3 separate regions of the Mus musculus genome follow, and all the other regions are linked to region 1. A link is a loop called in an ENCODE intact Hi-C map of the cell type or tissue named here. Cell type or tissue: gastrocnemius. All regions are shown on one strand. Region 1 has its middle 21 kb from the start of Jam3. Region 2 overlaps Igsf9b (immunoglobulin superfamily, member 9B). Region 3 has its middle 11 kb from the start of Igsf9b.

Region 1 (8,000 bases):
TTGTATTCCAAAGTTCTTTTGGAGCTATCTCCTTATGCTTTGTATTCTGTATGCTTGTGCGTGTTTAGCATACAATTATCTTTCTGTTGAACTGTGAATTCCTAAGGGAAGGAGCAAAACCACATGTAGATTGAGGGCCTCTCAGAACAGTGTTTCATGTCTATTGAGAGATGCTCTGGGGCTGGAGAGATGAGAGCACTGACTGCTCTTCCAGAGGGGCCTGAGTTCAATTCCCAGCAACAACATGGTGGCTCACAACCATCTGTAGTGGGATTCGAGGCCAACCTGTTGTGTCTAAAGACAGCTACAGTACTCCTATAAATAAAATAAACAATAAATAAAATCTTAAAAATAAAAGCTTTAGAGAGAGGGAGAGAGAGAGAGAGAGCGTGCCGCTGTCTGTGTTAGTAGACTCTTTGCCATGATAATACCTGAGGGCATTACCTTATACAAAGAAAAGGTTTATGTTGGCTCACAGTTGTGGAAATTTGGGTTCAAGATCCCGTGGCTTCATTGCTTTGGGGGCTTGGAGGGGGCAGAACATAATGAGAGGGAAACGTAGCAGAGTAGACTGCTCACATTATGGCCAGGAAGAGAGAGAGGAGGGCTGTGGTTGCTCGGTCCCCTTGGTGGGGTATCCCCAATGACTTGACCCCCCCCAAAGGTTTCATTACTTCCCAATAGTGCTGTGCCGGGGACCAGACCTTTAAGCACATGGGCATTTGGGGAACAGCCAAACCATAGTGGTGGCAGTGGGTCCCTCTGTCCCAGTGGCCTGCACCCGTAGCTCTTAAAGCCATTTGTCCACAATGCTCAGGAAACCTAGAGTGCCTATCAGCTCACTTCCTTCCAGTCGGGTGGAAACTCTTGGGAGGCCATGTTCAATCCCAAACTGTCCCAAGGATGGGCTGAGACAGGGGCTGTGGATCTTATCATTGTTGACTTTGTTCCTCCCCCCAAACCATTTCCTACACCCCCTCACATGGGAGCACTTTGTCTCTAACAGCAAGGTGAAGATCAGCAAGTGTTGGTCCCTGCCCCATTCCCTTGTGTCCCCTCCTAATTCATGGCCTAAGGTGATCACCATTCTTAAATACTAGGCCAGGAGCAGACACTCAAAGTCTACTCTCAGGCACTTAGACGCTTTAGCTTTTCTTGGACTTGCTTTTCTAGTTTATTGTTGTTTGTTTTTTGTTTCTTGAGACAGGGTTTCTCTGTGTAGCCTCGGCTGTTCTGGAACTCACTCTGTATGAGAGGCAGGCCTTGAACTCACAGAGATCTACCTTCCTCTGCCTCACAAGTGCTGGGATTAAAGGCATGCGCCACCACTACCTGGCCTTTTGTCTCTGTCTGTCTCTGTCTCTTCTGTCTCTCTCTCTCTCTCTCTCTCTCTCTCTCTCTCTCTCTCTCTCTCTCTCTCTCTCTCTCTCTCTCTCTCTCTCCCCCTTTCCCCTCTATGAGGCAGGGTTTCTCTGTGTAGCCCCATTGTCCTGATCTCACTCTGCAGACCTCCCTCTCTCCCATATGTATTTACTGCAATTAGTGCTGTGTGCTACACTGCCCAGCACATTTTCCCCACTTTAAAACAAACAAAAAAACAAAAAACAAACAAACAACGGGAAAGGCATCTATTTCTCCAGAACTCCTAGGTTTTCTGTGACTATTTAAATGAAACAACTGACACAAACATATTTTGCAAGGAAGGGCCCACACTTGCGGAGGATTAGGAGTCCTTTAAGGATTAGAGAAAGCTCTCCAGCCACGTCCCCCCTCCTGGGAGAACCCCTCCTGCAGCAGCTGTGGGTGACCCGAGCCTGCCCTAGCAATGCCAGGCTCTGAGAAGCCTCTGGGCTGGCTGCATGGGAGGCTGTCTGATTCCTCTGCACTGTCTGGGAAGTATTAATAACTGAGGCAGGGAGGATTAGCCATATGCCATTTAATTCCTGTTAATCAGGATTGAGGGGGACTTGTGCTTGTAATAACAGATGAGCTGGCCGGCTTCCCCACAGGCCTGGCCTGGCTCACAGGCATTCTGCTGAGCCTGGTGCACAACGCTGCCACTGGCTCAGCCCCCAAGACTGCCTGCTTCGCTGTTTGCACTCACTGTTTGCCCTGCCACCCTGCTCTCCCCCTGCTCAGGTGGCATTTCCTCTCCTGCCCTTATTCCATCCTACATGCCCCTCACTCAGGTGCCTCCGATTCAGGTTTTTTTTTTTTTTTTTTTTTTTTAACCTTCCTCTGGCATCAACCTCTTGATTAACCCTGTGTCCACCTGTCTTGTGCTTTCCCCCTGTCTCCTTGTTTATTGATTGCTTGGTTTTTGTTTTATTGGTTTTTTTTTTCTTTGAAGATTTATTTATTTTATGTATATGAGTACATTCTTGCTGTCTTCAGACACACCAGAAGAGGGCATCAGATTTCATTTCAGATGGTTGTGAGCCACCATGTGTGGCTGCTAGGAATTGAACTCAGGATCTCTAGAAGAGCAGTCAGTGCTCTTGACTGCTGAGCCATCTCTCCAGCCCTGGTTGGTTGGTTTTTGAGACAGGGTTTTGCAATGTGGTCTAGCCTGATCTAGAATTCATTATGTAGCCTAAAATGGCTTAGAACTCCCAGCAATCCCTGTGCCCCAGTCCCTGTGCTAAGATTACAGGTATAGTTCCATGACTGCCTCACGTCCTCAAACACGTGGGCTCCTCCAACATATTTTTCTGTCTTTAATGAGCAAAAACAGTGCCCCCCCCCAGTTGCTCCATGACGCAGCCCCTTCCCAAACCCTACTGAGGCCAGCTTCTCAAGGTATCTTCCTCACACTCCTGGCTTCACATAAGATTCCAAATCAAAGCCTTCCTCTCAGAAATGCTTTTGACTCCCTAGCTAAGAGAAGACACAGCTCAACCCTTTAGAATTTCGTTCTCCATTTCTGTACTCTTTCCCTTCCGTGCTGAGCTCGCAAAAGAGGAAAACAAGTGTCTGAGTAGGTGCTGTGCCCGAAAGCTGCAGGCGTGGGATTTTTACCTCAGCATTTGCAGTGTCTAGCCTAGCATGTGTGTGTGTGTGTGTGTGTGTACAAGTTGTGTACAGGCATCTGCTTTCTGTCCGAGACAAATGTTCACAGGATTCTGTGGGATCTGTTTGTGAGGAGACCGTAGAGGGTCCAAGTGACTGTTTGTGGAATGCAGGCTGCAGACAGGAGAGGATGGGCGTGTATGCACCTGTGCATAGGCATGCAATTCGACTCGCAATTTTGACTCGCAATTCGGAGAAAGCCGCTGAGGAATGTCTAGAAAAGGACATGTGCAGGACATTCGAATTGAAGCAAGAGGACTCTTATGTGCATGGTACTTGTGTGGGATGGATTTCGGGTGGACACCAGAAGGGACACTCTTGTGCTTCCTAGAAGCCTGCAAACCCTCTGTCAGGAAAGCCCCTTAAATAGCCAGTTGGGACCAGTTATGGTGAGTTAGATCTGTAATCTCAGCAACTGGGAGACCGAGGCAGGAGTGTTGTAAATTTGAGACCAGCCTGGGACACACAGTGAGTTCCAGACTGTGCATGCTTGCTTTTGCGTGTGTGTCTGCACGGCGTGTGTGTACGTGTAAACAGCTAATATTCAGAGTGTAGCTTCTCTCAGGAACAGGCCTGGTCTCCAAGAAACTCATTAAATGACAAAATAAAACACCTTTGACCATGCTTTATCTGTTTCTCCAATCTTAAGGTCACAGGGCCAGCAATCCTGTGGCCAGCAGAACCTTTCAGCTTTTGGCATATGGGGGTTACTCCCTCTTCCTGCTGAGGGACCAGGGACACTCTGGGCCACATACCCCAAGAAACCAGGAAGAGGGAGAAGCTCCCATATGCCAAAAAAGAAATAAAGGGCGAGGGGAGGGAAAACAAACAGAAAAGCCTGCTTCTGCAAGCCTTTCCCTGTGTTCCAAAACCCAAGCTAGGAGCTCAGACTGTAGCCTTCCTAGCTTCCTGTTAGCTGGCCTGCTGGTGGGAATGGAAATCACCCTTCTGCTCTGGCCTCCAGTTATTCCAGCCCCATTGCTCCACCTTGTGGTCCATTCTAACTACTACAATTCATTTTTCTCGTCCAGTCCCCTTATCAACCAGCCCCCTTTAACACCAAATGTTCTCTAAAAATGCTCTGTCATTTTGACATTCTATATAAAGTGTCCTAGCATTATAAGAGCTTGAAGATGTAAACAGAGATTCCACATGGATATGAGCCCAGAGCTGAGCCATTGTGAGAAACAACAATGGTGAAAGCTGGGGTTTAATATGTTTCTGAGAAGTAGAAGAAGAAGAAGAAGAAGAAGAAGGAGGAGGAGGAGGAGGAGGAGGAGGAGGAGGAGGAGGAGGAGGAGGAGGAGGAGGAGGAGGAGGAGGAGGAGAAGGAGAAGAAGAAGAAGAAGAAGAAGAAGAAGAAGAAGAAGAAGAAAGCCATATTCCAGACACTTCAGAATGAACCAAGGAAGACCAAGGAGAAAGTCTAAGGTAGATTTTTAGGGTGAGTTTTCTACCCTCTAAGAGGATTTGAGCAGAAGAGAGTGGAGCAGTCCTGATTGTGTTGGAATCCACTTGCTTTGCATCTAGGGACCCTGTAGGGATGTGGCAGCACCCAAAGGGCTCTACCAGCAGAGAGGGGAATGTGAGCATCCCCAGAGAAGGAACCTATGTTGCTTGCCCAAAGAGGTCTGAAGGTGAAATAAAAAGATCTGCTTTAACTCTCTTAATCCTATGACTTTGAGACATCATGCTTTTGTTTAAGAGTCGCCCCGAGCTGTGTGGGATAGAGACTGAAGCAGCCTGGACTACGGAGCAAGAACCCCCAACATAAGTAATCTGTCGACCTGGACCACCACTCCATTCATGTGGGATATTACTTTTCTCTTGTGTGTTAGTCAACGGTGCCTGTGGCACAAGAGTTCTAACTTTGTTAGTATCATTCTTTTGGCTAGGATGCCTTCCCTGTCAGAGCTGTGAATCTAAATCTTCCTGGTCTTCAAGGTGAATTCAAACCCCACTTCCTCCACAAAGCCCTTTCTGGTTTTCCTGCTTTGGAATGTCCTTACATCTTTTCTTTAAAATCGTCCCAGGGACTGCAGTCCTGCTTCTCATGGGAGTGTTATGGGGGCCTTATAGTATAAGAGGCTCCGCTTCAGGTGTAAGTCCGTGGGGACTATGTCGGGGCATCAAATGTTAGTCTGCCGTGGCGATTGCTGAGATGAGTAGCCCATTTACTGATTGAAAGCAATGCCTCTCCTTTTCATAGTTCAACTGTCTTAGTTAGGGTTTTATTGCTGAGAACAGACACCATGACCAAGGCAACTCTTATAAGGATATTTAATTAGGGCTGACTTACAGATTCAGAGGTACAGTCCATTGTCATCAAAGCAAGAGCATGGCAGCATCCAGACAGGCCTGGTGCAGGAGGAGCTGAGAGTTCTACATCTTCATCTGAAGGCTGCTAGCAGAATACTGGCTTCCAGGAAGCTAGGATAAGGGTCTTAAAGCCCACACCCACTGTGACACACCTACTCCAACGGGGCCACACCTTCTAGTAGTGTCACTCCCTGAGCCAAGCATATACAAACCTAAACATGATTTCTCTCAGTGAAATTTTGTGAATGCCTTCTACTGCTCCAAGTTGGGATCATGCACTGTTAGGGCCTCTAAGACATGTGTCTTCCCACTACAGTACCAACCATCTTGCTGAAGCTGACTCTTGAATAGCTTCCCTCCAAGATGACGGCTCCATGAGGAAACAGACTGTGTCTTAGGACTCTAACTTGGACTGAAGATAGGTTTGATAACTATTCATGAATAAGTAGATGTGAAAATGAATAGATGGGTAGATGTGGAGATAGGAAAGGAGAGAATAGCTAAAGGCAGGAGCCTTTCCAGCTCTGTGGTGGTTTGAATATGCTTGGCCCATGGCAAGTGGCACTATTAGGAGATGTGGCCTTGTTGTAATAGGTGTGGCATTGGAATATGTACATCACTGTAGGGTGGGCTTTGAGGTCTTATGCTAAAGCTCCACCTAGTGTAGAAGAGATCCTCTTCTTGGCTGCCTGCAGAAGACAGTATCCTTGTGGATGCCTTCAGGTCAAATTGTAAAACTCGAGGCTCATTCCTGCACTATGTCTGCCTGCATGCTGCCATGCTTCCCACCAAGATGATAATGGACTGAACCTCTGAACTGTAAGCCAGCCACAATTAAATGTTTTTCTTTGTAAGAGTTGCCTTGGTCATGGTGTCTCTTCAAAGCAATGGAAACCCTAACCAACACAAGCTCTAAAAATAGTTGTGTGGTTACAGAGCTGTTTCTTTTTATCTTGTTTGTTGGAACCAGGGTCTCACTCTTGCCACATCTGACTCATTTGGAACTCACTGTGGAGCTTAAGATGATGTTAAAGTCTTAGAGATTCTCCTGCCTCAGCCACCCAAGTGTTAGGAGGATCACCCCTTCTATTTTATGCATTTTGGAAACTATCTGGAAAACAATGTCGGCAGGGTCAAGTGGTGATTTTCCTTTGACTGACGTCACGGATGTGCCTTGCTTCTGTGGGAGGTTTGCTCCTTGCCTGTTCTCTGGGCTAAGCCTGGCCCAGAATTTGGCAAGATCTCTGGGGCGTTTGTTTTTGTCACCCAGCCCTGGTAGGAGGGTGGGTGGGTGGGAGGGGAACTGTTTTGGGAAAGTGTGTTGGGGAGTGTTTATGTGCGTGATGAGTCAGGGCCCCTGGGAGCTGGGAGCCTTCCTCCCTACTTGCCTCTCTGTGGGGGTAGTTCTCACCAGTTGACGGGCAGAGGGTGGAGGATCACCAACTGTCTTGGAAAGTTTGGGAAGTTTTCTTAGTCACAACTTATACCAAGTCAGCTGGAGCTTTATGTAACTGGGACTTCACTTGCAGAGGAACAGAGGTGTGATGGCGTCAGTATGGCTCCCAGACATTGTATAACAGCACTTACCTTTTCAGCCCCTTCTAACAGCCAGTGTTTGAAGTCTTGCCTTGTCCTTAGAAGATAGTATTTGGGGACGTGTGGGGCTAAAGACAACAGCTGTTTTATTGTGACTAGAAAACAGCTTACATTATCTTAGTGAACCCTACTGGAGTAACCCCAAATCAACATCGAATGGGGGGAGTAAAGGCCAAGCCAGTTCCTCTGGAGCAGTAGGTTTGCATAGAGCCAAGCTGCCTATTCTCTTCTCCCTGCTATAGCCCCTGCAGTGCTGTTGGCAAATGCAGGGTATCTCTGTCCTCTTGTCTTCTAACTCTCTGGCCAGAGATGCATCATTGGGTTTTCTGTCTCTGATACTGAGCTAATTTTCCTATCATAGTCTGAGTCTTCACTAAAGCTCCACATAGGGCCTCCTACACGTGTACCTGTGGGTGGAAATGGACAGAGATGCTCTTACAGGGGAAGAAGCATGGGAAGGGAGATGTGTCCGACTTATCCAAATGGATGCTGATGACTTATTGAGGCTGAGGAGGCCTACTTTTAGATGGCAAGAAGAAACAACGAAGGCTAGAAATCAGTGGAGAGTCCCAGGACCTCCTGTAGAACCACTTCAAGGTAGACAAGCACCTTAGAGGAGCCTGAGTTTGTTTTCATGTGTCACAAACTGGAACAAAAAGGTTCCTTGTTGTGCTTCAAGTCTAAGCAATTAAGACCATATTTGGGGTGGGACGGGGAAGATAAAACAGAGTATTGATTTTTTTTTTTTAAGGGGGATGGCACTGATATGGATGTGCTCAGCTCTTTTTTTCCTTCTGGAACAAGAAGGAATGGATGCATTTGAGAATCTAAGCTGGAAAATGCAGTGAGATTTCTTGGCAGGGAGCTTGGCCACCCAAGCCCAGTAGCCTAGAAAGAAGAAAGTCCTCCTGGACAGAGCTGGAGTTAGGATGTGTGTCCATGAATAGATACCAAACAGGAGCAGGAGCCTAACGGTGGCTAGGACAGAGGACGAGATCCAGGATTCTGAATCTTCC
Region 2 (8,000 bases), 150 kb after region 1:
AGGTGGAAAGGTTCCTATGCAAAGGAATGGGGTTCGTGCACCAGCTTACCTTCTGCCTTCATTGCTCACCGGGCTTCTCATGTTTCCCCACACTGTCCCTTTCACAGACCCAGCCCGTGTCCTCAACATGCCCCCTGTAATTTATGTGCCCGTGGGAATCCATGGCTATATCCGCTGTCCTGTGGATGCAGAGCCACCTGCTACTGTGGTGAAGTGGAATAAGGATGGCCGGCCCCTGCAGGTAGAGAAGGTATGAGTGAGGTGCAAGATGGGATTCCGAAGGAAGAGCATCCTTCTGACAATAAAGATGCTGCCTCTGGGCTCTGGTTCTCTGCCAGCCCCACTCCTCCTAAAAAGCCTAGGCAAACAAAGAGCAACGATCTGGCAGGAGTTTGGCTGTGCTCCATGCCCACTGGGGATGCCAGCACCCGCCGAGCTGCTGTCCTGTCCTGTGCTTCGTCTAGCCCAGCTCAAACCCTGCCTGGAAGTGGCTGGGATGCAGTGCCTGTGTCCTGACCACAGCTTGCTGCTCTTTTATCTATGTCTGGCAGAACTTGGGTTGGACCTTGATGGAGGATGGCTCTATTCGCATTGAGGAGGCCACAGAGGAGGCTCTTGGCACTTACACCTGTGTGCCTTACAACACCTTGGGGACTATGGGCCAGTCTGCCCCTGCACGGCTTGTCCTGAAGGTGAGTCCCCAGGACTGTGCGTGGCCCCTGTGGTGGGCAGTGTTCCTGTGGCCAACCTTTTATACCTGTCTCTGTGCTTCCATTAGGACCCCCCGTACTTCACGGTGCTACCAGGCTGGGAATACAGGCAGGAGGCTGGCCGGGAGCTGCTCATTCCCTGTGCAGCTGCAGGGGACCCCTTCCCTGTCATCACCTGGAGGAAGGTACCTGGGCTTTGAAGCTCTTACACTGTGGGGGAGGCAGGAAGAGCCATTGGTGGTTCTACTTGGACCAGTGTGGACAGGCCAGATGTTAGGAGGGGAGGTAACATTAGTGGATAGCAGCGGGCGTTGGCAATGGGCTCAGATGTTGCCCCAACATCTTCATCCTCCTTAGGCTCCTGAGTGTGAGTGCTTGTTCCTTAAACTGAATCCCTGTTCCCATCCTCTTCCCTGCTCCTTGTTTGGCTAAGGTAGGGAAGCCCAGCAGAAGCAAGCACAACGCACTGCCCAGCGGGAGTCTCCAGTTTCGTGCCCTGAGTAAGGAGGACCACGGGGAGTGGGAATGTGTTGCCACCAATGTGGTCACAAGCATCACTGCCAGCACCCACCTCACTGTCATCGGTATGTGCTTGAGTGGGCTGACTGCGGTGATTTTTCTCAGTCTGCACGTGTCTTTCCTCAGTCGTGCCAGGGATGACAACTTGAACCCCTTGACCTCAGGAGGCTCTGGCAGGGAGGGTCAGGGTCCATGCGTGTCCTGTCCTGGGGAAGTCAGACATGTGCGAACTGGAAGGAGGAGAATGAGTGACAATCAGACTGTGTGGCACTTTAGCCAGGCATGGAGCTACCTGGGCTTCAGGCCAGTGTCCACAGCCTGGGGTGTGAGGAAGTGACTAGTACTCCTTGTTCATATTACTGAGGAATTGTCAGCCTACCTTCTTGTAGTCTGTCCCTTTGGGGCTTGTCAGCCACAGATGTATACAAGGCCAACACTGCCAGTTTAGGCTGTGAATAAAATGGTCTGCACCTTGTCACTCACAGTCTATGAGGGGAGCTCCTAGCTATTTTGCCCAGTCATATCCTTGATACCTAGTAGGGGCTGGCCTCATACCTAAGCCATGGCTGTCTCAGGACCTCAAGGGAATGTTTGTTTAGCTCAGCGATGCGTGGGAGTCAGGATGTGGAGGGTTCTGGTTTTTCCTCTGGCCCGTGTTCCGTTCCTGCTGGCGACACTAGCCTAAGCAGTGGATGGAATTTTTTCTCTGACCGCATCAGGACCAGGTTGGGCCTGGGACTCTGCCCTCTCTGCTGCCACCTCCTGTGATACATCTCGGTACCCCATGCCTTGTCCTCTCCTGGATCTTCTGCAAGGAGATGACGGGGACCTAGCCAACAGGCTCGGCTCCGTTTGGCCTGAGCTGTCTTCCTTGTTCTCCAGGCACCAGTCCCCATGCCCCAGGCAGTGTCCGGGTCCATGTCTCCATGACAACTGCCAACGTGTCCTGGGAGCCGGGCTATGATGGAGGCTACGAGCAGACATTCTCAGTTTGGTACGGACCTCTGTGAGTCAGCCCCGCATGCTTTGCTCTCTGCTTCTCCCTCTCTTGCCCCACGCAGGTCATCCCATCTGCCCCATCCTTTGCTATCCTAGGGTGGGTGGTGGGCCCAAGGAGCCTAGGATCTGTACTTGTCAGTTTTCCAGATGGCAAAGTGGGCCAGAGAGTGATTGAGTTCTTAAGGATGTCAGGAATGCCTGTAAGGGAGTCAGGGCATACTGTGTTAACGCCCTGGAGGTTAGCATGCTGATTTGTACTGAAATTGTCCCCCTTCCTCTCGTCCTTTGGCTTCTCTCAGTGTCTCACCACATTCTTTTTCTAGGTTCCTAACCTTCAGAGTGTAGTGACTAGCACCTCAAGTGCAGGGTCCAGCATTTAATTCTGTTCCTTGCTCAGAGGTCCTAGGGACCAGGTGCTCCCGCTCCGGCCTTTGCCTCCCCCACCTGGATTTCCTCTCTAGGATCTTGTGCATGCAGTTTTCATGTCTGCTTTTGACCAGATCAGTAACTTCAGATACTCAGGGTAGGTAGATCTCACAAATGTAAGGGACAGGATGAGGACCCAAGGCGTAGAGTGGTAGGAAGAGAAGCTGAGGGCACACTCCCTGCCTTCTCACCACCGGAGGCTTTTCATTCCTGATGTGTCTTCCTGTCTGGAGCTGGAAACTGCAGCCTCCAGATCCACAGACAGCATCCCCAAGTGAGGAAGATGCACATTTATTTCCTTCTTCTTCAGCCTGCTTCTCTCTGAGTCTGAGGAGGAGGAGCAAGCAGACTGTAGACCTCAGAGAGCCTTCAGCAGCATGGGTTCGAGGGGCCTTCCATTGCCCTGGCTGTTCTCAGACTGAATGCAACTCCTGGGTGTTGAGTTCTCTATGGGCAAAGTGTACCTAGATAGTGGGAGATACAGTCAGAACAACCTCCCAAGCCTTGTCTGTGTTCCTCTGGATGGGGGAAGGGTCCCATGCCCACTGCCTGGGGGACGTTGTAAGATGCATGCATGGGTCAGGAAGTGACCTCTGCTATTGCCCTACACTGCCTGACACTCATCTGCATCGCTTATCTCACACTCTGCTCACTTGCATTGGGAGGGAAGGGCAGTTGTCATGCTAGAAGAGGCCTTCCCTTCTTTCTGAATAGCTCTAGTTCATTGTGCTTATACAGACATTTGTTTCTTGCTGCTTCTGCTTCTGCTTCTGCTTCTGCTTCTGCTTCTGCTTCTGCTTCTGCTTCTGCTTCTGCTTCTGCTTCTGCTTCTGCTTCTGCTTCTGCTTCTGCTGCTTCTTCTTCTTCTTCTTCTTCTTCTTCTTCTTCTTCTTCTTCTTCTTCTTCTTCCTCTTCCTCTTCCTCTTCCTCTTCTCCTCTTCCTCCTCCTCTTCCTTCTCTTCCTCCTCCTCTTCTTCTACTTCTCCTCTTGCTCCTCCTCCTCTTCCTCTTCTTCCTTCTCTTCTTCCTCCTCTTCCTCCTCCTCCTCTTCTCCTTCTTGTATTTCTCCTCCTTCTTCTACTTCTCCTCTTCCTTTTCCTCCTCCTCTTCCTTCTCTTCTTCCTCCTCTTCTTCTTCTACTTCTCTTTCTACTTCTTCCTTCTCTTCCTCCTCTTCTTCCTCATCTTCTCCTTTTCCTTCTTCTACTTCTCCTCTTCCTCCTCTTTCTCTTCTTCTCCTACTTCTCTTCCTCTTCCTCCTCTTCTTCACTTTCTTTTGCCTCAGCTCACATATTGGTCATATTGGGTAGTGGCAGTGCATCTTAAAACCTAGAGAGGAGCCTGTGGGTATCAGTTGAGTACAGCTCAGGGACAAATAGTGCGGTCCAGTTGCCCAGGACAATGTCTCCTCCCTGTGGTATCATCTGGAACTGCACCTGTAGCAGGTGGTTTACTCCTATTGAAGTTGAAGAAGTGGGTGGCTTTAGACTGGAAAACCTCACCGCTAGATTCTTTACCTTCCATCATTATAACTTTCCCTTTGGTTGCAACTTCTAGCCTTCAAGGCATTAGGAGCCCTGTTCCTGCCATGGGGAAAAATCTGGTCAATTTTTAAAAATGCTTTGGATATCCTCAGATGACCTAAACTGGACTGATTGAGTGGAACATCCTGTGATACTCTCGGCCCTACTTCTGCCTCTCCCTGGTAGGGCAGACAGCCCATGTCATCTGGGTTCCTTCTCTAGTCACGACACTGCCCAGCTTCCATCCTCATGTTCAGTGTCCCTATTCTAGCAAGACAGAGTCCATTTATACAGTAGTACTTGGAGTGGGATTCTCTCACAATGCAAATGGTAACTGACCAGTGTCTACAGCATGATTTACACCTGAGGACCCTTTTCACTGGGGAGGTACCACAATGGGGTGTGCCCTAGTGCCATGAAGGTTGGCATAGCCAGAGCCGGGCAAGTAACCCCACCTTGGCTCTCCCTCTTCCTGCCCCTGAACCTGGGGATGCTTGTACTTTCCCTGCCTTTCCCTTGAAGACCTTGCATGCATACTGTCCTCTCCAGTGTGACCCACCCCACCCCTTCTCCCCCATCCTCTCTCTCTCTCTCTTTTGGCCAGGATGAAGCGGGCTCAGTTTGGGCCCCACGACTGGCTGTCCTTGTCAGTGCCACCGGGCCCCAGCTGGTTGCTGGTAGACAGCCTGGAGCCTGAGACCGCATACCAGTTCAGTGTCCTGGCCCAGAACAGGCTGGGAACCAGCGCCTTCAGTGAGGTGGTCACTGTGAACACTTTAGGTGAGGCTCTGGGCTGCTGTGTATTGGGGGCTATTTCTTAGCAGATCTTACCTAGAGAGAGCTGAATGTAGTGATGGAGCTAACATTAGGGCTTAGTGGGTGCCAGCACCTTACCAAGTGGTCTTTGTTGTAGTCCCTATTATTTCCCAGTAAGGATTTGCCATGTACTCCTGTAGTGTTTGCCTGCTCCCACGTGATGGCATTTTAGCTGTATTCCTTTTGCATCCTTGGATGGAACAGACAGGCTCAGAGATATGTATGAATGTTTGGCAGTTTTACAAGGGGACATGGAATTTTCTGCACTATCTACCTGTAGTTGCATGTCTTCTGGGGTCCAAGAACAGCCTTGGCAAGCAGACACTTCTCAGGTGAACTGGAAGTTGTGACTTCAGCCCCCTTTCTGCCCTGTGGACAGCAGATGTAAAATGCCCACCCCAAACTTTAACATTCCTCTGATTAGGATCTCACCTATTCAAATAGTTGCACCTGGGTTAGGATTTACTTTGTAGACCAAAGCTGGTCTTGAACTTGGCAAAGATCTGCCTGTCTCTGCCTCCCAAGTGTTGGGTTTAAAGGTGTATACCACCAAGTCTGGGCTCAGCCTCATTTTGAGCTCAAGGGCCCCAAATGGAATCAAAAGTATGACTCATGTGTTGTGAGAAGATCTCACCAGTTCTTGGGATGAGAGCAAAAGATACAGTCATGTGCCTCTCAACAGTGGGGAAACCATCAGAGGAAACCACACCTGAGAAGTGTGTCATTAGGCAATGAGGTCATTGTGTAGATGGTGTGGCGTTATGAGAAAATGATGCAACCAAGAAGTACCGTGAGCTTTAGATCAATGGAGCCGATGCTGCTGGAGCAGGGTGGGGGCTGTTTTCATGAGAAACCTTTTCTTTTGCTGGAGTATGCTCTAGCCATAAAGAAATATAGTGGAGCAGATACACAACCTGTACCGTGGTTGGGTGTTACCATCGCCATATAGTCTGCACTGTACACAGCTGCATTTTATGTGACTGGCAGAGCTGCAGATATGGTCATACCAGTGTTACCTTAGATGTTCGAGGGACATGCTGTTCTATGTTACAGTGCATCCTCTTTTAAGGCCGATAGGATGTTTTCAGCTCCATAACTTCATGGGGCATCAGGGATGTTGCTGACAGGGATGCTATTGGGGCACATGGCCTGTATCCTTCACTAGATTCTTCTCACTCCTCATGGTAGCTGCCTCTTCCTCCCCTTTGAGGAGGTGCTTAGCCATTGTGCAATCGTCTCATTCTGAAAAGAGTCACAGAGCTCTGGGTCACTGGCCCTGACTTCTCTTTCCTAGGACAATGAGGGCTGCTGGAGGGACGCCCTCTCACCACTCTGAAAAACAATTCTTTCCTTGTTAGGTTCTGCTTTCCACATTGGGTCGGAGTCTGTGACCATCATCTTCTGTCTCCCTTTTCCTCCTAGCATTCCCTGTTACAACTCCAGAACCCCTGGTGCTGGTGACCCCACCAAGGTGCCTCACAGCCAACCGGACCCAGCAGGGTGTGCTCCTGTCCTGGCTCCCACCTGCCAACCACAGCTTCCCCATCGACCGCTATATCATGGAGTTCCGAGTTGGGGAGCGCTGGGAGATGCTGGATGACGCCATTCCAGGCACTGACGGAGATTTTTTTGCCAAGGATCTGTCACAGGTGGGAACTTTAATTAATTATTTATTTTTGCCTCTTATTCCCTGTTTCTGGAATTTGTCATGACAATTTGAAAAGGCACTGATATTGAGAGACTGACTTCATGGGCATAGAGTCAAGCCTCTATGCCTAGCTTATCTGCAAAGTTTAGATTCTCCCTAGTCAGCTACTAAAGGCTGGAATTGGTTTCTAGACCAGAGCTAGCTTAATGGCATGGGGTGGGGGGGTGGGGCAGTAGTTTTCCTCAAATACAAATACTAGCTAGGGTAAGGCAAGGAGAAGCCACATGGATCATCAGACTCAAGACCCCAGTTTCTTGGGTTCCAGTCAGGGTAGACTAAAGAGGCTCTAGAAAGGTTGTCTTCTAGGATGGCCAGAAGGACTCTTGTTTTAATAATTCAGAGTCCTGGGAGAAAACACATCCCCTCCTTATTTTCTGGTGGACATCTTTCTGGTGGACATCTTTTAAGCAGGAGCACCTCTTTTTCTTGAGAGAGAAAATAGCTTGCTTCATAGCTAGAAGAGATCTGATGTATCCTTCCATCTCCCCTTTCCCAGATGCTTTTTATGGCCAGCTGGAATTGCTTCATGATGCAATTTGGGGGCTCACTGTGCATCTTTCTCTGCAGCCTTTCTCAGTGGCTTCATGTGCATACCTTGTAGCCCATAGCTTGAATACCGGTGGGAATACGTCCACTCTAACATCACCCAATGTGAGCAGTCACCAGTAAACACTTCCTAGGACCAGTACTCCGGGTACCCTGTGGGCATCGTATATAGGGTCAGTGGTGGTCCTCAGCCCCTCAGCTGACTGGGTATTGTCCCTGGCTTGTAGGATACCTGGTATGAATTCCGGGTTTTGGCTGTCATGCAGGATCTGATCAGCGAGCCCAGCAACATCGCCGGTGTCTCCAGCACAGGTACTTTGGGTTCCAAGATCGTCAAACAGCAACCAGAAAGCAAGCATTAGAGCCACACGAGAGTCCCTTTGTGAACCAGCTAATCTGGGAGGACAAGCTGGGCTGAAAGCTTAAGCAGGAGTCTGGTTGAAACCTTGTGTGTCTGCCCTACCATTTCTGAAGACCATCTCAGGTCTATGTTTCTGTGAGGCGTCATGTTTGATCCCACCGTGGAGCGTCTGATGTGCCTGTGAGATAGCCGACGTGGGAAATCTGTTGGATCTTGTGAGAGTGTGCTGGGTGCGGTACATGTTGTGTTTGCGCTCTAGCTGTGCTGTGGAATGGGGTGGGTGCCGTGAATTAGAGGGGAGATGTAGCAGGGTCAACAAGTGTTTGCTGGGTGCCTCTTATAGGCTTCCTTGTAATTATGTGGGTTTTATTTGGAAAATTGTTGTTTGGTGTT
Region 3 (8,000 bases), 110 kb after region 1:
AAGATTCTTAGCAGCCATGGGTTCAAGTCCAGCTCTAAACTCTAAACTGTAACAGGCACCCTCATGCCAGTGATTCTCAAATAAGTTGCAGAGCTTGTGTTTCCTAGGGTCTTCATTTATCTGGAAGAATGATGATGAAACAGGAAGTAATCTGGGTGGCTTTAAAAGGATGAGTCCTGCTAGCTAGTATTATGGCAGTTCTGCATCAAGCTGCTATAAATCTGAGTCACAGGGAGGTGTGCAGAGAGCAGAGTTTGAGTTCCAAATATCCCTGACCAAGTTCTAACTCAAATGTCCTGGGGTTTCTCTTCAGAGACTGGGGTACTTTCCTATGTTCTGGCTATCTTCATGTAGGTGGTTCATAAACCATGTTTGGAGACACAGCATCAAGGAGTGGAAGGGGAGATGATCATGAAGCAGGAGTGCAAGCTGCAGGCAAAGGTTGCTAAGAAGGAAGGGTACATGGTGATGTATTCTGTATGTATCCTATATGTGGGGGGAAGAAAAGGATTCTCAGAAGAAAAAGCCTGTCTAAGCTATGAATGAAGAGGGAAGGACAGCATGACAATTCTGAAGCCTAGGCTGGTCTGAAGGTTAATGGAAAGTTCTCCTGCCCATTATTTCTGGCCTCCTTTGGTTTTCTGGAGGCTCCTTAAGACTCCATTCCTTTGAGTCTTGTGTCTTCCTTAAGATGTAGGGGGTCCTGACTATTGGAGAGCAGTGTGAGAGGAGCTGTAACAGGAGCAAGCGCCACGTCGTATGGTTGGTGCCTTCACTGCTCTGCTAATGCTGACAGATTCACAGGCATCACCACTAAATGCCTGAGATGGCTTTGCCAGCTTGAGAAGTGCAAGAAAAGAACTCTGTGCTAATGGATTCATCATCAGGGAGGGGAGGGAAGAGGAGGGGCAGCCTGGGGAAGGGGAAGGTTGCCAGGGATTTTGAAGAGTAAAGCCTGTGAGGGGATATAAGAAGTGGGGGGGGGGCAGTGTAGCATCCACCCTCCTTGTCCTGTGTCCCAGCCACCTTATGATGAGAGGTGTGTCATCTAAGGAGATGGAGTTTGCCCTTGTGTACAGCATATGTGGTTGTCTTCTGAGAATTAGGCAACCTCCTTCAGGAACCTGTAGGTCACACTGGAATGAATGAGCTTTGGAACCAAGAACAGAGTCCAGAGCTTCCATTTCTTTCATGAAATTAGCAAAATTATTCCTGGGCTCCATGCCCTGATCTTCGGAGCATTAGAGACACCTCCTCCAGTTCTTTGAAGCCTCTTGACTATCCTTCTGAGAGCTGTCCTGGGACATTGTGTTCTAAGTAATAGTGTTGGAAAGTATGGTGACTGGGCATGCATAGGTAAAAGGAGACCATTGAGGTAATGATTATAATTAGGAGGGGGATTTTAAGGTGACTTGAAAATTCTCTTTTTAATAAAAAAAAAGTTTGCCCTCTTGGCAGGTAATGGGTTAACTAAAGAGGCAGGAGCTGCACAGGATTCATGAGCCCCCTTTGTCCTATCCTCTACCTACTTCTCTCTTCTTGGTGTGATGTGCCTGTCACAGATGGTCCTCATCTTCATCTGGTTTCCTGCATTCTGTGTGGTTCTCACTATTTATGCAGTTACTCATCCATGAGCCAGGCTGGGATGCATAACAACCTATCTTCACATTTGTAGAATGCTTTGCAGTCTTCAAAGAACTTCTATACCCATGATGTCATTCAGTGCACATGGCATGCCATCAAGGAGTTAAAGCAGTGTCATCTTTAAGAACACGGATTCTGTCAGTGGCTGTGTGGGCTCATCTCTGACCACGTGTCTGATTACGGACAGGTGCTTTCATGCAAAGTAGGGAGAATAATAGGTCATTTCTCTTAGTACCATAGGGATTCAAAGACTCATTTTTTTTGTGTGTGAAGTATTTATGAATAGCCTACCATGTGGAAACCTCAACTCCAGCAAGTGCTATTACTGTGACTAATTGGGTCTTTAAAGGGGAAACTGAGGCTCAGATGAGGAAGGTGATTTTCCTGGATCACAGAGGTTAGCAACGTTCGTGTGAGAAGCCAGGTCTCATGGCTTACATCCCTGAAATGTAAAATGCTGTGTCACCAAATTATCCAGTGTGCTTTGCACAGACTGTTTCCCTTGTGGTCCGGGAGTGGATGGTGATAGAAATCTGAGGTGTTGCCACCCCTATGGAGAGCTCAGGCATGACTCTGGTACTTGTGACTCACAACAGCCGTGGGAGGTATATGCTTTTGTGGCTTGTTTAGAAGCCTCCCTAATCAAAGGGGCTGGATTGGTTCTGACTGTACACACCCTGGATCTGCAGTAAGGGATTCAGACTCTACTTATGAGGAAATGCCAGGGGCTCTCCTGTCTCTGATGTAGAGGTCCTGGCCACTGTGCTGAGGAACCTGGAAGTACTAGGAGACAGGACACATAGAAGACTGTCCCTTTCTGCCCTTTCCCTCTTTCCTCAGACCAGGAGTCTTTCTGTTTGTACATCTTTCTCATGTCTCATTACGATGCTGCACAAAACAGGAGGGTCTCTTCTCTCTCAATTTCTCCAGGGTGTGAGGGCATGGGAATTTACAGATACAGCACCAAATGTGTGAGAGTACACACCTGTGTGTGCACATGGAGAGCAGTGCATGCCTCTACAGCAATTCTATGTATTCCTATGGTTCTCTCTGAGGCCGTATATATGTGTGAAAGTGTGTGGGCGAGCAGGTCTGTATGTGGCAGTGCGGCACCTGTCTGTGTGGGTGTTGTGATCGTGTGTGTGTGTGTGTGTGTGTGTGTGTGTGTGTGTTCCTGGAGTGTGTGGGCTGGGGTTTATGTTGGTAGAGGCTAACAATTGTGGTCTGTGCTGTGCTGATGGTGTGACCATGAGAGTGTTAGCTTGCTTGGTTTCATCTTATGTAGCATCACCTGCTGAAGTGTGTCCATGCCCCACCCCCATCCTTAAGCTTTCACACACCTACGTTGCCCACACCCACTGACACATACATGACTGTCTAGCATCATAGCACAGCACTCAAAAGTGTTCATGAAGAGTTAACATGTGTGCACATGTGTCCAGTTCCAACTGCTCACACAGAAGTGGCTCTCCTGATCCCTTTTTCTGGGCTGGTTTGGTTTTGGGTTTGTTTGTTAGTTTGCGTCCTCTCTCTTCCTCCTGGGAGTGGTCATCCTTGTCTTGAATGCCTGGCAAATTCATTTTCGGAGCTTGGCCCTGGCACAGTAAAGAGGGTTTTTCCCCTCTGGGCATGACCAAGTTTCCTTCTAGAAATGTAATTTGTCCTCATTAATCCCACTCCTGGTTCTAAGAGGCTCCTAATGGCGCCACCTACTGGTGGCTGTTCCCTAGACTCTGTAGCTAGGGAACATGGGTACCCTCTACACTATAATTAAGATGAAGTACAGGTAGGCCATCCTAGATGTTGTGTACTATGCGACCATGAAAAAGCTGTATCCTTGGGAAAAGGCACGAATGGCAAGAGTGTTCTAGGGACACCCATGCTGGGAATTCTGCTGCGGCTGACCACAGACAACCCACATGCTGTGGTTCAGTGTGTGTTAAGCTTATGCTTCCAGAAGGAGTGTCACACCTGCCCACAGAGCAGAGTGGGTGGGCTTTGTAGTTATGCACATGCGGTGATTGGAGGGATTCTGGGTACCAATCTATGTGCAGAATGTCCTGCACCAATACATGGTGCACCAATGCATTTGCTCTGTCACACTTACCTATGTATGTCCTCTGCACTAGTGTTTGTGTGGCTGTTGCTTTGTATGTTGATGTGGAGACATGGGTTTGGGTTGTATTAATATCATATAATAAGAGCTTGGCATTTCTGTTTATGCCAAACCTTTCATGCTAGAACACAAGCCCCTAGAGTGCCACCATTTTCTCCTGCAGTCTAGACTTCTTGTTTCCCTGCCTTTATCATTGATTCCTCTTCTCTCCCTCTTCCCTTCGTGCTCTTTTAAAAATGTCCATCTCTTATGTAGTGGGGGTTTCAACTATGTACAGAGGTTTCCTAACTGCTGTCATCTCTGGGTCCAAGGACAGTTGAACTAGGCCCTGATGTCTTGCCTGTCTGTCAGTAACGGATTGTCTGCTTGGACGATGGATGAGATGCCCCACCACAAAACCCACCATGGGTTTTGTAGAACTCGTTCTACAAAAAGCCTCCAGAAGTGACAGCAGCCTCGGGCAGAGAGAGGCCCCTTCTCCCCACGGTAACGGTGCAACCCGCTTCCCTAGTGTTGGAATGTCTCAGAGTCTGCTTGATGCCCCTCGATTAACCTTGGGAAGTTGCCAGGCAAGCAGTGCTCGTGGCAGCCTGCCCCTCTGTCCTTTTAACTTCACATTCCTCCTTCTATGAGCTCATTGTGCTAGGTTTCCCATGAAACTCTCTTTTCAGAGCCTCAAATGGCCTCCCCTCAATCTCCTACTAGGCAGCTGTGCCCACACAAGTCTACAGGCTTTCCCTTTTATAACTTGATTTCCTAGAAAGGGATAGAGTTTCTCTGTCTGTCTCTGTCTTCATCTCTCTCTCTCTCTCTCTCTCTCTCTCTCTCTCTCTCTCTCTCAATCTCTCTCTCTCTCCTCCCTCCCTCCCTCCCTCCCTCCCTTCCACCCACCCTCCCTCCCTCCCTCCCTCCCTCCCTCTGTATATACAGGCATCTACCTTCTGATCCCTCAGGAATCAGGGCTCTGGATAAAATTCTTTCCTTTTTCCAAATATACTGCACCACTATTTATTTTTCCCTTCACCCCAGTCCCAGGAATATGCCTCATACACACCAGTGTGTCTATAGCTAGGCTTTCATGGGTCCAGCAAACTGTCTCCTATGCGATGAGTCTGCACTCTCCTGTTGTCCCTTATTCCTAATTACCCAGAATAGATATTGCCTGTAGGCAAGCTTTGGGATTTAGCACTATCCTCTGACTTTCAACAGGAGCTGCAACAGTTACATTCCATGGAGCACTGGAGCCCACGCTATGTCCCCTTTCCAAAGAATCTGATAGACCTTGGGAACATAGCAGTCCTTGAACTCTGAAATTGGACTGGCTTTCTGTTAATGGCTGAATTTGCACTGTGTTTCTGAGAAGCCCTATTGCTATTAACTGCAAGTTGTGTGAGGAGAGGGACCACGTGGAGGCATGGTACACCACAGGTGCTCCGTGTTTTCTTGGTGTGCAAGCTGCTGACTGGGCATTGCAAGTTCCAATTTGATGGTGACTGAATGATTGGTCACTGACAGAATTCTCAGCGTGACTTTGGGAGGCTAAAAGTCTTATTTAAGGATATATACTTGATGGGTGAGGCAGGGATGAGACTCAGGGTAGACAAATCTGAGGCCAGCAATCTCTCCCTAGACCTCATTTGCCTTGTGTCCAAGCACCATGGAAACTTGTTGCTGTGGTATGTTTTGTCCTGGATGTTTGCCAAGATTAAATCGGGCTCTGTCTCTAGGTTTCACTGACTCTGCAGCCCAGTAAGGGAAGGACAGAGCGGGAGAGAAGGAAGGGACTGAAAAGAGGGGAAGCACAACAGGAGAGAGAGAGAGAGAGAGAGAGAGAGAGAGAGAGAGAGAGAGAGAGAGAGAGAGAGAGAAGGAGCAGGCAGGAGGACACTGAGGGAAGGGTTGGCAAAAAGGCACGGGGTGGGGGGAGCAGGGGGAAGAGGGGCTGCTGCTTCCCTCTGCCCTCTGACTCCTGTCTGGTGCCCAGCCCCTCCCTTCCTGTCTCCAGCACCTGGTAGAGCTCTGCTCATGCCAAGGCTCTGGGGAGGGGAGGCAATGATATAAAGATGCATTGCATCTACTGGCACTCCCACACAAGGCCCTTTTGTGTGGAGTTGAGAGCTAAGCGTGGAGGGGTCCGGGAATGAGAGGTCTGGGGTCGAATGGGTGCCAAAAATAGACCCCTGCAAACTCTCCAGCTGTGGCTTCAGGGCCTTTTCTCCCCCTCCCCCCAACCCCCAGCTCATCCATCTGTGGGTCCACAGCAGAATCACAGACTCCTCCTCACACCATTGCAGGGGCCTCTTTGACTCCCAGCCTCTGTGCCTTTGGTTTCATTGGAACCAAAAGTGACGCTGTCTTCTGTGTCCCTGCAGAGGACCAGATCTTATTTGTCATCTCTATTAACCTCTACTTGTCCATATTCTTCTCATTTGCCTATTCTTTGATCTCACCCTCCCCAGCTGGCCAGGTTCATCATTGCCTCAACACATGCTCTATTCTTTACATGGAGGCTTCTTTGTGTTATAACTGGCTAGACAGGTCAATGTGTTATTATCTCTACAGATTCACTTGCCATGAACACTTACTGACTGTCCACTCTGAGGTGGACAGTAAGGATGCTCACCATATAAGCTCTTGCCCTCTGCAGGCCATAGACCCCACAGCTCACTCCCTGGTAGACTTTTCTTCCTCTTTCTCTCTTTACTGAAGACTGAGCTCAGACCTCAGCCACCTGTACTGCCATGTTCTTGGAGCTCTATGGCTGTTTGAACTTGAGCACTGTTGTGTGGATGTGGCTTGTTTTTGAAAGGATCATGTGTTGAAGCCTGGCTACTACTGGGCAGTGTTGAGAGCTGGCGGAACCTTTAAGGTAACACACACGTGAGAGGAGCCAGATTACTGCATGAGCTGACCTTGGAAAGGACAAAGGTAATTCTTGTAGGACCCTGGGCTCTCATGGTAGGGAATTGTGACAGGGATCCCAAACTTTGACTTGCTCCCTGGCCTCATGTCTTGCAATGTGACCTTTCACTTCTACTATGACACTATCTAGATCTTCACCAAAAAAAGGCACTGGGATTTTAGATTTATATCTCTAAATCGGAGCTAAACAAACCTCATTTTTAAACAAATGTATTATTATTATGTTTATTTATGTGGATGTGTGTGTGCAAGCCATGTGTATGCCTGTGCCAGAAGACAATTTGAAGAGTGTCAGATTCTCTGGAGCTGGAGTTACAGGTGTCTGTGAGCCATCTGACATAGGTGCTCCAGTTTGGTCTCTAGAAGAGCAATAAGAGCTGTTAACTACAGAACCATGTCTCTGGCCCCCAAACCTCTCATAGCAGGTGAGCTTGAACCGGGGGGGGGGGGGGGTAAAAGTGCTTGCCAACAAGCTGATGACCCGAGTTCAAGTGCCAGACTCCATGGTGGTGGGAGAGAATTGATTCTTGAAGATTGTCCACTATTCTTTACACATATGTGGTGGCCTGTGTGCTCATACTCACACACACCGCACTATGCGCTCTACCCAATAATGATAATGAATAATATAAAGCAAAACCATTACCCACATTTGAATATTCTGTTATAGGAACCAAAATGGACCAGTCCACTATCTTTCTTGTGGTGTTGCGTTGAGAGATACACGTAAGAATTGTTCACATGGTCAGACTCTAGTGTCTGAATGCCAAATGGTTTGCCATTGCTGTGTCCTCCTTATTGTCTAGCACAGTGCTGATTGGAGATTAGTGTTCAGGGTCTACTTGGCCACTGGGAAGATATTTCTGCTCATGCGTCCTTAGCCCAAGTCCTTGTTCTCTCTATTGCTGGCACTAACCATGACCTGATGACTTTGTTTGCTTTTCTAATCCTGGGCATCTAGAAACTTTTTGTTGGTTTCATGGTACCAAATGCATGCAAGTCCATGACCCAATGCACTACTGGGGAAACTTGTTTGTTATGTTTGAATCCCTCTTCTTGTAATCCTTTAGGGGGAAAACTCCAGATCCTGTTTGCTTCCTGTATAGTATCACAGGAGAATGGGATTGGGTTACTGGGGATGCTATGGAGGAGGAACTGCCTGTAACGATGCTCATGTCCTCTCCTTCTACTGTCCCTCCTATGGTTGGAAGAATGATGACTTAAATGAAAGGGGGTAATCCAAACCCACAACATGTTATAGCCACAGCGTGAGCATTCCAGTAGACGCCATATTTTTAGCTGTCTTTTAGACTTCTAC

Evidence for each region. Hi-C counts contacts between places; a loop is a spot of excess contacts. Peaks named below come from ENCODE experiments on the same cell type or tissue, not always from the same donor. Only the 100,000 strongest peaks of a DNase experiment are listed, where the experiment ranks them.
Region 2: a loop joins it to region 1, with 3 times the contacts of the local background. A loop is called at or near these places in 9 of 42 quality-filtered maps.
Region 3: a loop joins it to region 1, with 2.7 times the contacts of the local background. A loop is called at or near these places in 8 of 42 quality-filtered maps.

What each region holds. Positions count from the first base shown.
Region 1 is chr9:27,172,339-27,180,338 of GRCm38, forward strand. No RefSeq gene overlaps it. Among named protein-coding and RNA genes, the nearest start is that of Jam3, 21 kb to the left of the region's middle. In gastrocnemius, a CTCF peak has its summit at 4,030 (motif pointing left); DNase peaks (open chromatin) are centred at 2,007 and 4,012; H3K27ac peaks cover 339 bases.
Region 2 is chr9:27,322,066-27,330,065 of GRCm38, forward strand. It overlaps Igsf9b (immunoglobulin superfamily, member 9B), which reads left to right. Exons shown (of 20, transcript NM_001326702.1): 8 at 108-250; 9 at 552-692; 10 at 779-895; 11 at 1,144-1,294; 12 at 2,112-2,235; 13 at 4,781-4,956; 14 at 6,415-6,641; 15 at 7,474-7,558. Among named protein-coding and RNA genes, the nearest start is that of Igsf9b, 27 kb to the left of the region's middle. In gastrocnemius, a CTCF peak has its summit at 4,078; DNase peaks (open chromatin) are centred at 402, 1,500, 2,057, 4,069 and 2 more places.
Region 3 is chr9:27,284,279-27,292,278 of GRCm38, forward strand. No RefSeq gene overlaps it. Among named protein-coding and RNA genes, the nearest start is that of Igsf9b, 11 kb to the right of the region's middle. In gastrocnemius, a CTCF peak has its summit at 3,371 (motif pointing left); DNase peaks (open chromatin) are centred at 3,349, 4,330 and 5,837.